Regions from separate parts of the Homo sapiens genome. Here region 1 is linked to region 2. The links are chromatin loops, found by intact Hi-C in ENCODE. Cell type or tissue: psoas muscle. All regions are shown on one strand. Links, peaks and the distances in the headings refer to the core of each region. The heading gives the core; the rest is flanking DNA. Region 1 overlaps MED13L (mediator complex subunit 13L). Region 2 overlaps MED13L (mediator complex subunit 13L).

What was found. Peaks named below come from ENCODE experiments on the same cell type or tissue, not always from the same donor. Only the 100,000 strongest peaks of a DNase experiment are listed, where the experiment ranks them.
Region 1: a loop joins it to region 2, with 1.8 times the contacts of the local background. A loop is called at or near these places in 9 of 110 quality-filtered maps.

What each region holds. Positions count from the first base shown.
Region 1 is chr12:116,192,182-116,197,563 of GRCh38, reverse strand. The region is part of intron 2 of MED13L (mediator complex subunit 13L); the gene reads left to right. Among named protein-coding and RNA genes, the nearest start is that of MIR620, 46 kb to the right of the region's middle. RefSeq lists a silencer at 86-380 and an enhancer at 86-380. In psoas muscle, for the core only: no CTCF peak of the experiment used is centred there; no DNase peak of the experiment used is centred there.
Region 2 is chr12:116,138,689-116,144,070 of GRCh38, reverse strand. The region is part of intron 2 of MED13L (mediator complex subunit 13L); the gene reads left to right. Among named protein-coding and RNA genes, the nearest start is that of MIR620, 7.3 kb to the left of the region's middle. RefSeq lists a cis regulatory region at 1,585 and an enhancer at 1,513-1,657. In psoas muscle, for the core only: a CTCF peak has its summit at 2,794 (motif pointing left); no DNase peak of the experiment used is centred there; H3K4me3 peaks cover 295 bases; H3K27ac peaks cover 1,440 bases.

The sequences.
Region 1 (5,382 bases), core at 144-5,143, 54 kb before region 2:
AACTCCTGACCTCAGGTGATCCGCCCGCCTCGGCCTCCCAAAATGCTGGGATTACAGGGGTGAGCCACCACGCCTGGCCAAGTAACTGCTTTTGAAGCAGTTGGAGCTCCCATTTGTGTCCCAGAAGAACATCTTACTGATGAAAATAAAGTAGTGGTTGTGCTAAATGACTGAAGAATGGACAACGAGATAAAGCAGAGAACAGAGATAGAGTTCCTTATGGCAGTGGGCCAGAGTCCTACTGACATGTACAGATAACTAAAGAAAGCGTGTGCTGTGTATCTTGTGCTGTCAGATAGATGCTGACTGAACCGTGCTAGTTAGGGAGACCAGCCCTTCAGCCGAGTACACGGTTTCATCTTTGCAGTTAGGCTGCAGGACTGCTGCTGTATTTTCATCCACCGGAGCTTAATATAATTTTAAGGATTATGTGGGTGGAGGCTTAGACTAAAGTAAAGTGAGTGTGCTGTTTATCACCAGCAAAGAGTATGCTTTGTCTTGAGAGAGAGACACTGAACTGATGTTCTGTCTTATTGTTTGTGTTTTCAGACTTAATATGGTTACTGTTCAAACTACTATATATCTTTGAAAGATTCCCATTGATATGTATTCCCATCAAAAAGAATTACTAAGTATATAACTAGATATAAATGCCTTCAAATTTTGAAGACATGTCTGTCTAATGCTAAAATTAATGCACTTTTATTAATCTGATAGTGCCCCTAAAATACACAAAACTTTAACCAGCTGTATGTCTTAACTAGTTTAGATAAAACCATCAGATTCTTAAGCTATGTAGACACAGCTGGACCACCAAAAAGAGAGTTAAAATTTTATAATATAAATGCAGCCTAAATTATCAGCATTATTACTTTTCTATTTATTTTAAATTTGGAGAGAAAGGTTAAAAGATACTTCTGATTGAATAAATTGTGTTGATGGCAGTAGGTTTGCTTTTTGATTGTATATTTGGTTTTAGTTAACAAGAAATCCTGTTACTCAATTCTGTAATCTACTATTCTAGTACTCTTCTACCCCAATCACAAGTTTTATTGCCACCGTTTTGGAAAGAAAGCACTCTTATCTCATGTGTCATTTCTCTGGGTGTTAGAAACTGAATTTAAAGGACTATTAAGTTGCAGCCGAAGCCGAAGACTGGGCCAGTCAGACTTTTTTTTTTTTTGTTAATTGCACCTTACTTATTGGCCCTGTTTTCAATTTTGCTCTGTGGAAACACCCAGAGGACCTCTGTGGTGTTCTTGGGTAGCATGTATTCTGTACACAATTTGGCCCTCTAAAGTGAGGTCAACAGTAAAAAATATAATTTAAAAATTAAGCTAGATGAGTTCAACCAGTAATTTTTTTTCTTGCTACTTGAAAGTTAGATTATCCATTAGGTTATAATTTTCTTTGTTATGTTGTTGATCTGGATAATATATGATTCAGTGTAATTTTTTCTTTTCTCATTGCCTCTTTGCTTGTTCTGAAACTGCTGTTAAATATATCATTGAACCTTGTTTTCTGGCCTCCATAATATATCTTTAAAACTTCTTTGCCTCTGCAACTTTCTAGTTAAATTCTTCATTATTATTCTCTAGTTTATTAACTCCTTTTCAATTTTTACTGTTTACATTTTATCTCTTACTCAGTTTTTCATTTCCATTGCTTATTTTAAAATTATTTAAAACTTACTTTGAGTTAAAATATTCATTCTTTAGCTTTTAAATTCTTTTTCATTTCCACCTAGCCTTGTTTCACTTCTGCTTGTTGTGATTTTTTTTCCCTTTATAAAAGAAATTTTACTCTTTTATAAAGAGTAAAAGAGTGGCTCACGCCTGTAATCCCAGCACTTTGGGAGGCTGAGGTGGGTGGATCGCTTGAGGTCAGGAGTTCAAGACCAGCCTGGCCAACATGGCAAAATCCTGTCTCTACTGAAAATACAAAAATTAGCTGGTGTGGTAGCGCACACCTGTAATCTCAGCTACTTGGGAAGCTGAGGCAGGAGAATCGCTTTGAACCTGGGAGGCGGAGGTTGCAGTGAGCCGAGATTGTGCTACCCTAGCCTGGGTGACAGAGCCAGACTCTATCTCAAAAAAAGAAAAAAATTTTAAGCATACTATTTTCAGGCTTTTCTGTTTCTATTTTGTTTGAAGGGATTTTGTATTTCAGTTGCTGTGTTTTTATTCGTTTTCTTTATGTCATGGTACAGCTTTGACTGGGAAGTCCCCCCACTCCCCACAGTCCCTTCTAGTGGTTTTGCACGTATTCTTAACTGCTTCTCCCTGTTGCCCCCACCCCCACCAAGGTCTTAGATTGGCAGCAGAGGGCACTTGTCTCCCACTGATGGTAGATACACCTGCATCTTTGTTCCAGTTGGCCAGGCAGTGGGATAGTGTGGCTGAAGCCCTAGTATTCTCACTTTCCTAGGCACTCAGTTTCTGAGAAGACATACTTCCTGAAAGTCCACACAGCTTACTTACCCCCAGGCAGCTGTTAGTAGCAGTTTGTTTTCAGCCCAATTTCGGCCTCAGTCCCTTATCTTAGGTGGGCCACTTTTATTCCTGTTTCTATAGGATCTGAAACCTAGGCCTTCACTGGTTCCTTCTGAAACCAGAGCCTAGCAGCCCTATACCTTCTGCCCACTCTCTGTTACATATTTCTGTTTCATGGTGATGCTGGTCTTTTTTAGTTAGGTAGGTCTTTAAAATGTCTTCTCCAGGATTTTGCCTGTTGTTGCTTTGTATTTGAAACAGGGTGGGTTTTCAAAGCAATTTATGATGCCATCTTGATTGGAAGTTCCAGTAAATTAAAAAAATTATTTCTAGCTTATTATATTTCAGTCATATTTTATTTTTAACAAGCTTTTGATTTTTTAAACAATCTTGTGAATCTTTTCATATTCTCTAGAACATATAAATATTTCTCTTTATGCAGTTCAGCCAAAGTTTATTTAGCATTGTGGGCTTAATATTTTCGTGATGCTTTTGAATGTGGTTAAGGTGAATTTGATCAGATGGATTGAGGATTTGTAGATGAAGTAGTCCTGAATGATTTTTACTATGATTAGGAAATACCCTGTACTTAAAAAGAAGTAGGGGTGGCTGGGAGTGGTGGCTCATGCCTGTAATCCCAGCACTTTGGGAGGCGGAGGTGGGTGGCTCACCTGAGGTCGGGAGTTTGAGACCAGCCTGACCAACATGGAGAAACCCTGTCTCTACTAAAAATACAAAATTAGCTGGGCGTGGTGGTGCAAGTCTGTAATCCCAGCTACTCAGGAGGCTGAGGCAGGAGAATCGCTTAAACCCAGGAGGTGGAGGTTGCGACGAGCCGAGGTTGCACCATTGCACTCCAGGTTGGACAAAAAGAGCGAAACTCTGTCTCAAAAGAAAAAAAGAAGTAGGGGTGTGGGTATAGACAGGGTTATTTTTTTGTTTTTTGTTTTTTTAAATACCCTTCCGTCATCTTCTCTTCTTTTGTCATTTACATCTACATCTTTAAAAATTGGAGATAGGAAATATTCTGATTGAGTAAACTTATTTAGGTTCTGGTAAAGTTTTGTAAATTGCTGAAAGGCTGGAAAGTTAATTGGAGCTTTTTAATAGTGAAATTGAACTTTGTTAATGTCTTTTTGCTAACTACTTTGATCAGCTTTAATCTTTGACTAGCTTCTCATTGAGTTCATTCATAAAGGTATTTCTTAGGAGACTGATGTACAGTGATCGGTTTACTTGTGAGTTACATTCTTTGGACTGGATGTGATTCTTGATTGTGACTCCTACTATTCCCATGATGATTTCCTTTCTCTAGAGAAGCAGATATGTGGTTTTCATTTCTTTGTGCTTTTTCCTTTGATTTTGGGGACTCTGATTATTAGTAATTAGAAATTCTTACCTTTTTTTTTAAACAAAAATAGCGAGGTATTAGTGATTATTAGGAGTTTTTTTTTTCTGAGAGATTTCTACTTTACACTAAATCTTCATCTTGACCAGATTTGACAATGCATTTAGATAAACTACTTGAGAATTTTTTTGGAAATACCGAAAAATAATTAGATGACTCACATTTCAAGTACTTCTAAAACAGTAAGTTAATATGTAGACCTATTCTCAGTTGATATTTGTGCTTGAGTTTAAAGTTTAGATGTTTTGTTCCTAAGACAAAGCATGGACAATATAGTACTTCTATTACATTGAAAAATATTTTTGATTATTTCTAAAATAAATAAGCTTCAGGTTAAAAACTTAAAATTATTAAAGACAGGATTTTGCTTTGTTGTCCAAGCTGTAGTGCAGTGGCATGATCGTAGCTCACTGCAGTTGCAAACTCCTGGGCTCAAGCCATCCTCCCACTTCAGCCTCCCAAGCAGCTGTGACTACAGGAGTGAGCTACCATGCCTGCCTAATTTTTGTTTTTTTTGTTGTTGTTGTTTCTTTTTGAGAAGGCGTCTTGCTCTGTTGCCCAGGCTGGAGTGCAGTGGCATGATCTCGGCTCACTGCGAACCTCCGCCTCCCCAGTTCAGGCGATTTTCCTCTGTCAGCCCCCTGAGTAGCTGGGACTACAGGCACGTGCCACCATGCGTAAGTTTTTGTATTTTTAATAGAGACGCGGTTTCACCGTGTTAGCCAGGATGGTCTTGATTTCCTGACCTGGTGATCTGCCCGCCTCAGCCTTCCAAAGTGCTGGGATTACAGGCATGAGCCATGGCGCCCGGCCCATGCCTGCCTGATTTGTAAATTTTTTGTAGAGACAGGGTCTGCCTGTCTTGCCCAGGCTGGTCTTGAACTGCTGAACTAAAGCAGTCTTCCTGCTTTGGCCTCCCAAAGTGCTGGGATTATTGGAATATTAGAAATAAGGGTCAGGGTTGTTTTTTTAATTATTCCTTAAATTGTTCTTGTTATTGTCCTGGAAATGGAAGAGTCTTGAACTGTCCAGCTTCCTGAGTAGGTTGGTATAAAGACTTTGACATATTTATGTTTCCGGTATGTCTAATGTGACTTAAGGATGCACTGCATCCCTAGAATAAGTCCTATGATGTTACAGAGAATAAAACCTTTATACTAATAAAGTATATATTGTTAACTGAGATTTTATTTCTCTCATTAAATGTGTTTAAATGAGATTTTAAGTTTCATTTCTTATTAGCTTTGTTTTTGCATTTATATTCATATTTATTTTCTCCTGTGTTTACTCTCTTAGATTAAGCAATTAGAAATTGTGTTACATTTTTCTTCAAAACAAATATAACTAACAGATATTAGACAGTTAAATTTCCCCAACTATGTTGGCAGTTTTCAAATGTTGACATACATGCCATGACATTTGGGAGGCAAGAGAATGCTTGGCTACATAAGGGATGGGGTCTGTTCATAGAAAGGGAGATGT
Region 2 (5,382 bases), core at 299-5,298:
ACAGGGGCAAAGGAAAGGCCAAGCAAAGAGAAACTGCCTGTGTGCCTGTTCTGTGGCTCTGGGTAATCACCTGGCTTCTATTAAGTTCTGTAGTATTGGTGAAATAATTGGGGATTTAAAGGAGGTGAACCAGTGTGTGGTCTCTTTTAGCCAATCCATAACCTTTAAGGTACAAGTTGCTGTGATTTTCTTCTTGGAAATAGTTTTTGTATATTCATTTTTCATGGTTTAGGATCTGTAACTTTAATATCCTGTCTATGAATATGAACAACCTAGTGAGGTCCATCCTTCTCTAGAGATATAAGTAATCTCAATTATTCTTCCTTTCTTGCTTTGCGCTGCAGTTTGTTTTCATAGTGACATGTAGCAAGTAGGATCATTGTTTATATCGGTTAGGCCACAAAAGTCATTTAATGAAAAATTTGATGGAAACATTTTAGAAGGGAGTCCCAGAGAATAACGGAAATGAGTCAGCTCTGAGAGGAAGTATAAATTAATGTGATATCAGCTGCTGTGGACAAGCCGGGAACCTAGCTAATGTACTTAATGTTGTTCCTGTAGCACAACAACTTTCTGGATTCCAAATCGTTGACTTACAATTGAAACTTCAGGACACACCCATTATGAATTGGGATCTAAGTAGACTTTCAAGAAGCAGGAGCATGCTAAATTTCTGTGGCTCTGGTAATCATTCATTCATTCTTTCTTTTTCTCACTTTCCCTCTTTTTTTTTTTTTTTTGAGACAAGGTGTTGCTGTGTCCCCTGGGCTCAAATGATTCACCCCTGCCCTGCCTCGGCCTCCCTGAGTGCTGGGATTACAGGCCTGAGCCACTGTGCCTGGCAGGTGTACTATATTTTGAAAATTTCTTGAGGTCCTTTAGTATCTGTATTTCTTGCCCAAATGTTTATTCTACAGTATGTAAACAGTAAAGAAAATAAACCAAATCTGGGCATTTCATCATCAGTGGTTAGCTACTGATGTAGTTCAGAATTAAGCAGTCAACATCGATTATAGAGTCATTTGGCCGAGAGCAAACCTGTAATTCTTTCTGAAGCCAGCAGACCCTGAGCCCACGAAACTTGTCAGTAGATAAGATAAAACAAAAGTCAGTTTTGAGTTCACCTGTTTGATTTGAATATAAGCAAGAGCTTGGTTGCTTGGAGTTCTAATAATTAACTACACTGTAAGAATAGTTTTAAATTTTAAACGTATAATTCCATCATATTATAATGGTCAATTTAATAAATTTGACTTAACATTGCTTTTAAATTGTGTGTAATGTAAAAGTGTCACTTTATTTTTATGCACACATACATCAATTGTGCATACTTGAACTTAGTAGTAAATAAAGTGAACTTTTTTTTTTACTTTTATTTTTTGGAGACTGGGCCTCACTCTTGTCGTCCAGGCTGGAGTGCTGTGGCGCAATATCGGCCTGCTGCAACCTCTGCCACCCCGGTTCAAGCGATTCTCCTGCCTCAGCCTCCTGAGTAGCTGGGATTACAGGTGTGCACCACTATGCCTGGCTAATTTTTGTATTTTTAGTAGAGATGGGGTTTCACTATGTTGGCCAGGCTGGTCTCGAACTCCTGCCCTCAGGTGAGCCACCTGCTTCGGCCTCCCAGAATGCTAGGATTACAGGTGTGAGCCACTGAGTCTGGCTTTTAATGTCTTTTGTCTTGGATAGGGAACAGCTATAGGACTATTGCTATATGCTTACTTGATAAGAGAAATTAGTTGTTCACAAGTATTTGAGTGCTACTATTTACCAGGCACTGTTTGAAGCTTTGAGAATAAAGTAGTGAAGAAAACAGACTAAAATCTTGGTTCCTGTGGATTTTTAGCTCTGGTAGAGAAGATAGTAAAGAAGTAAACACATAAAATATACCAGATGCTGATTAGTGACATGGAGAAAAATGAAGCAGTGAAGGAGGATGGTTGCTATTTTAAGTAGGGTAGTCAGAGAAAGTCTGATTGGGTGGCATATGAGGTGAGACCTAAAAGAGGTGTGGGGATGGATATCTGTCAGAAGAGCATTTCAGGGAGAGAGAACAGTAAATACAAAGGTCATCGGGTAGAGTATAATTGGTCTGATGAAGGACCAGTATGGCTCAAGTGGTGTGGGCAAGGGGAAGAGCAGTGGGCGTGAAGCTGGGGTAGGGTGTGGGGGACAATTTATGAAGGATGCTAAAGACCAGAGTGGAACCTTTCTCAGAGTTGAGAAGCCATTGAAGGGTTCTGAGCAGACCCAGTTAGCTCATGAGTGAGCTAACTTAACCATTTTAAGGGATTCCTCTAGCTACCACATGGAGAAGACACTGGGTTGGGGAGAGCCAGCACAGAAGCAGAGGTCCCACGGGAGGCTATTGTCATGATCCAGGTTGATGATGGGGACGGCTTCCACCAGAGTCCCTGTGGTGAGGGTGGTGAGAAGTGCTCACGTTCTAGATATCATTCTGAAGGTAGAGCTGGCTACCTGGATGTAGACTGTCAAGAGAGTTAGGATAAAGCAAAAATTTCAATACATTTATAGAAAACTGCCAACACTTTGGCACTGCTCAATTATTTTATTTATAGAAATAATAATTTTAAAAATCTGGATACAAAGGAATAATTGTATTTGCATATTTTGTTACTGTGTTTTCAGTTCGTTTTGTATATTTTATATATGAAGCTATCTGTGTAACCCTATTTCTGGGTCAGATTTCTATATATGAAAAAAATCAACTTCAGGATTATAATACAGTGTACTGCTGCTGCCACCTAATGTTTATAGCCCTTCATTTATATAATTACAATAACTAGTTATGCATAGCTTTAATATTGGTTTGAATACAGAATGTTAACAGATTAATTGTGGCTTATTTAATTGCCTTCATATTAGGTACCTAGTATGGATATTTAATATGATAACTGAATTGCCTTGTCATAAGGTTGTGGTTTGAAGGTTAATTTTATTGGCATCTTGATCTCTGTGTTGAATTCAGTTCAACACATATTTATTTGTTGTGCTTAGCCCTGTGTGTCTCTTTGCTCTCACGATTAGAGACAGATTTTAAAAAATCCACACATTTAAACAAATAATGAAATAATTACCAGTTGAAGGAAACAAACAGCACAACAGACATAGCTGCCCCTTTGGACAAGGAATTTATAGTCTAACAAAGCAGATGAGTATTTAGAAATTAATTAGATTAAATGTGATGACTATCATTTCAGCCACTTTTCCTACAGAGTAGGATGGACTTTAGTTAGAAGCCTCCCTAAGATAAATTCAGTTGTTGCAAGACCTGATGTTAGTAATGCGATAATTTGTAAGTCGATGCTGAATCAGTTTCTGCTCCAGAGAGATTTAACTTTAGGGATGACTGATTGTTGTTGAAAGTTTTGTTTTCAAACCAGTTTTTGTAATTACGTACTTTTCTGGGTCCTTTTTGTAGTTAGACTTGGATGTGATGATTTGCTTCCTCTAACATGTTCCTTTCCCGGTAGCTGCTCTGTTTAAAAACCTTAGAGATAGCAACATTTCATGAGAGATGAAATAATTTTTGTTTGTATCTATATATGTGTGTGGGTACACATATATGTACATATCTGTAAAACATCCTCATTTGTCACTGTGTAACTAGAGCTCTAAAAATACTGCTAGAACAAACAGTAACACTGGTAATGAATCCTGAAGATAGATTCAATAGTCATTGAATGTTTAATGTATCCCAGGACACACATTTTGTGAACTGAGGATATAACCTTGAAACAAACAGGCAAATCTTTACCTTCATTAAACTTACACTCTAATTGGGAATGGGATGAGGAGGTAGACAATAATCACGCATAAATATTAAGTATGTTACATGGTAGTAAATGCTCTGGAAGAAAATAAAGCAGGATAATGAGAATAGAGCATGCTGGGAAAGGGGGGGAGTATGTTTTTGTTCACTTTATGCAGATTTTTCTTTGTGACAATTTTGTTCCTAGGTGAGTTATAAAAAGAAAGTATACTCTTAAAATAGTTTTAAAGGTCCTGTCTGCCTTTGGAAACTGTGTTAGTTGGCATTCATCTATTTATCCAGCAATTTTTTTTTTTTTTTTTTTTTTGAGATGGAGTTTTGGTTTTGTTGCCCAGGCTGCAGCGCAGTGGCACAATCTCAGCTCACTGCAACCTCCGCCTCCCTGGTTCAAGTGATTCTCTTGCCTCAGCCTCCTGAGTAGCTGGGATTATAGGTGTGTGCTGCCATGCCTGGCTAAATTTTGTATTTTTAGTAGAGATGGGGTTTCACCATGTTGGCCAGGCTGGCTTCGAACTCCTGACCTCAGGAGTACTGGCATTACAGACGTGAGCCACCACACGCGGCCTATCCAGCAAATATTTAAAGCACACTCAGCAAGCATATTGTTAATACCGTTTGCTAGGTACTATGTGCGACAAAAGAGATAAACGACATATTCTCTACCCTTGAGTTTAAAATCAGATTGGGAAAATATTTTTTATAATAATATTTTATGGTAACTGTAAGAGGGTCATTTATCCTTTTTCTTAAATGAAGGTAAGTGTAAAAACATTTTTAAAGCTTTGATGTTAGGTGACAAAACATTTCAATTTTGAACTGGGATCACTTGGCGGATTTATAATACTGACCCCTGAAAGGCAGTATTTTCTCTAGAGAATGTGATACCCTTCTTTGAAAAAAGAAGAATCTGCATTATAATGCATTGTTTCCAGGTGAGTGTAATTTAGCGAACCTATAAGTTTTCATCAATCATCATTGAATTGCTGTGTGTTTTATCTTTTAGTTTATGCAACAGTGACATATAGGACACTGTATAAAGTTTACTTTTTTCAAACCGTGAAATGTTGGCATAGTTAAGATTTGAGACGCATACTCTGTGATGTTCTTGACTCAGGGGGTCTTTGCTTAGCAGTGTGAGGGCTTGGCATATAAGTGCATTTATGTTTTTCTAGTGAAAGTTCAGTGTCTCATCTACAGTCCAGTCTCTTCTTGACCACTTTTATTAAAACAAAGGTGGTAATCATTGTGGATTCAGAAATTCCAGGAATATGTCTCAACTATGTTAGGTTTCATGGTGTCCTTCATTAACCAAATGTGTGAATCACCCTGAATTTAAGCAGTTACTAGTCAAATAGGCACTTAAGGGAGGTTTGATTTGAAATCACTTTTTTCTTCCCTTTCATCTTAAATACTAAAGAGAACATCCCAAGTCAGAGATTTTAGTTATCTTAAAACACTTTGAACTTTACTGGCTTAGAATGATTGGTTAAACACAATGAAACAAAAAATGCTGCAGAATAAAGTGTTCACACATTTCACTGTCAATGACTAACATTTGCTTAGAATTTTCTGTTAGGTCACAATATTGC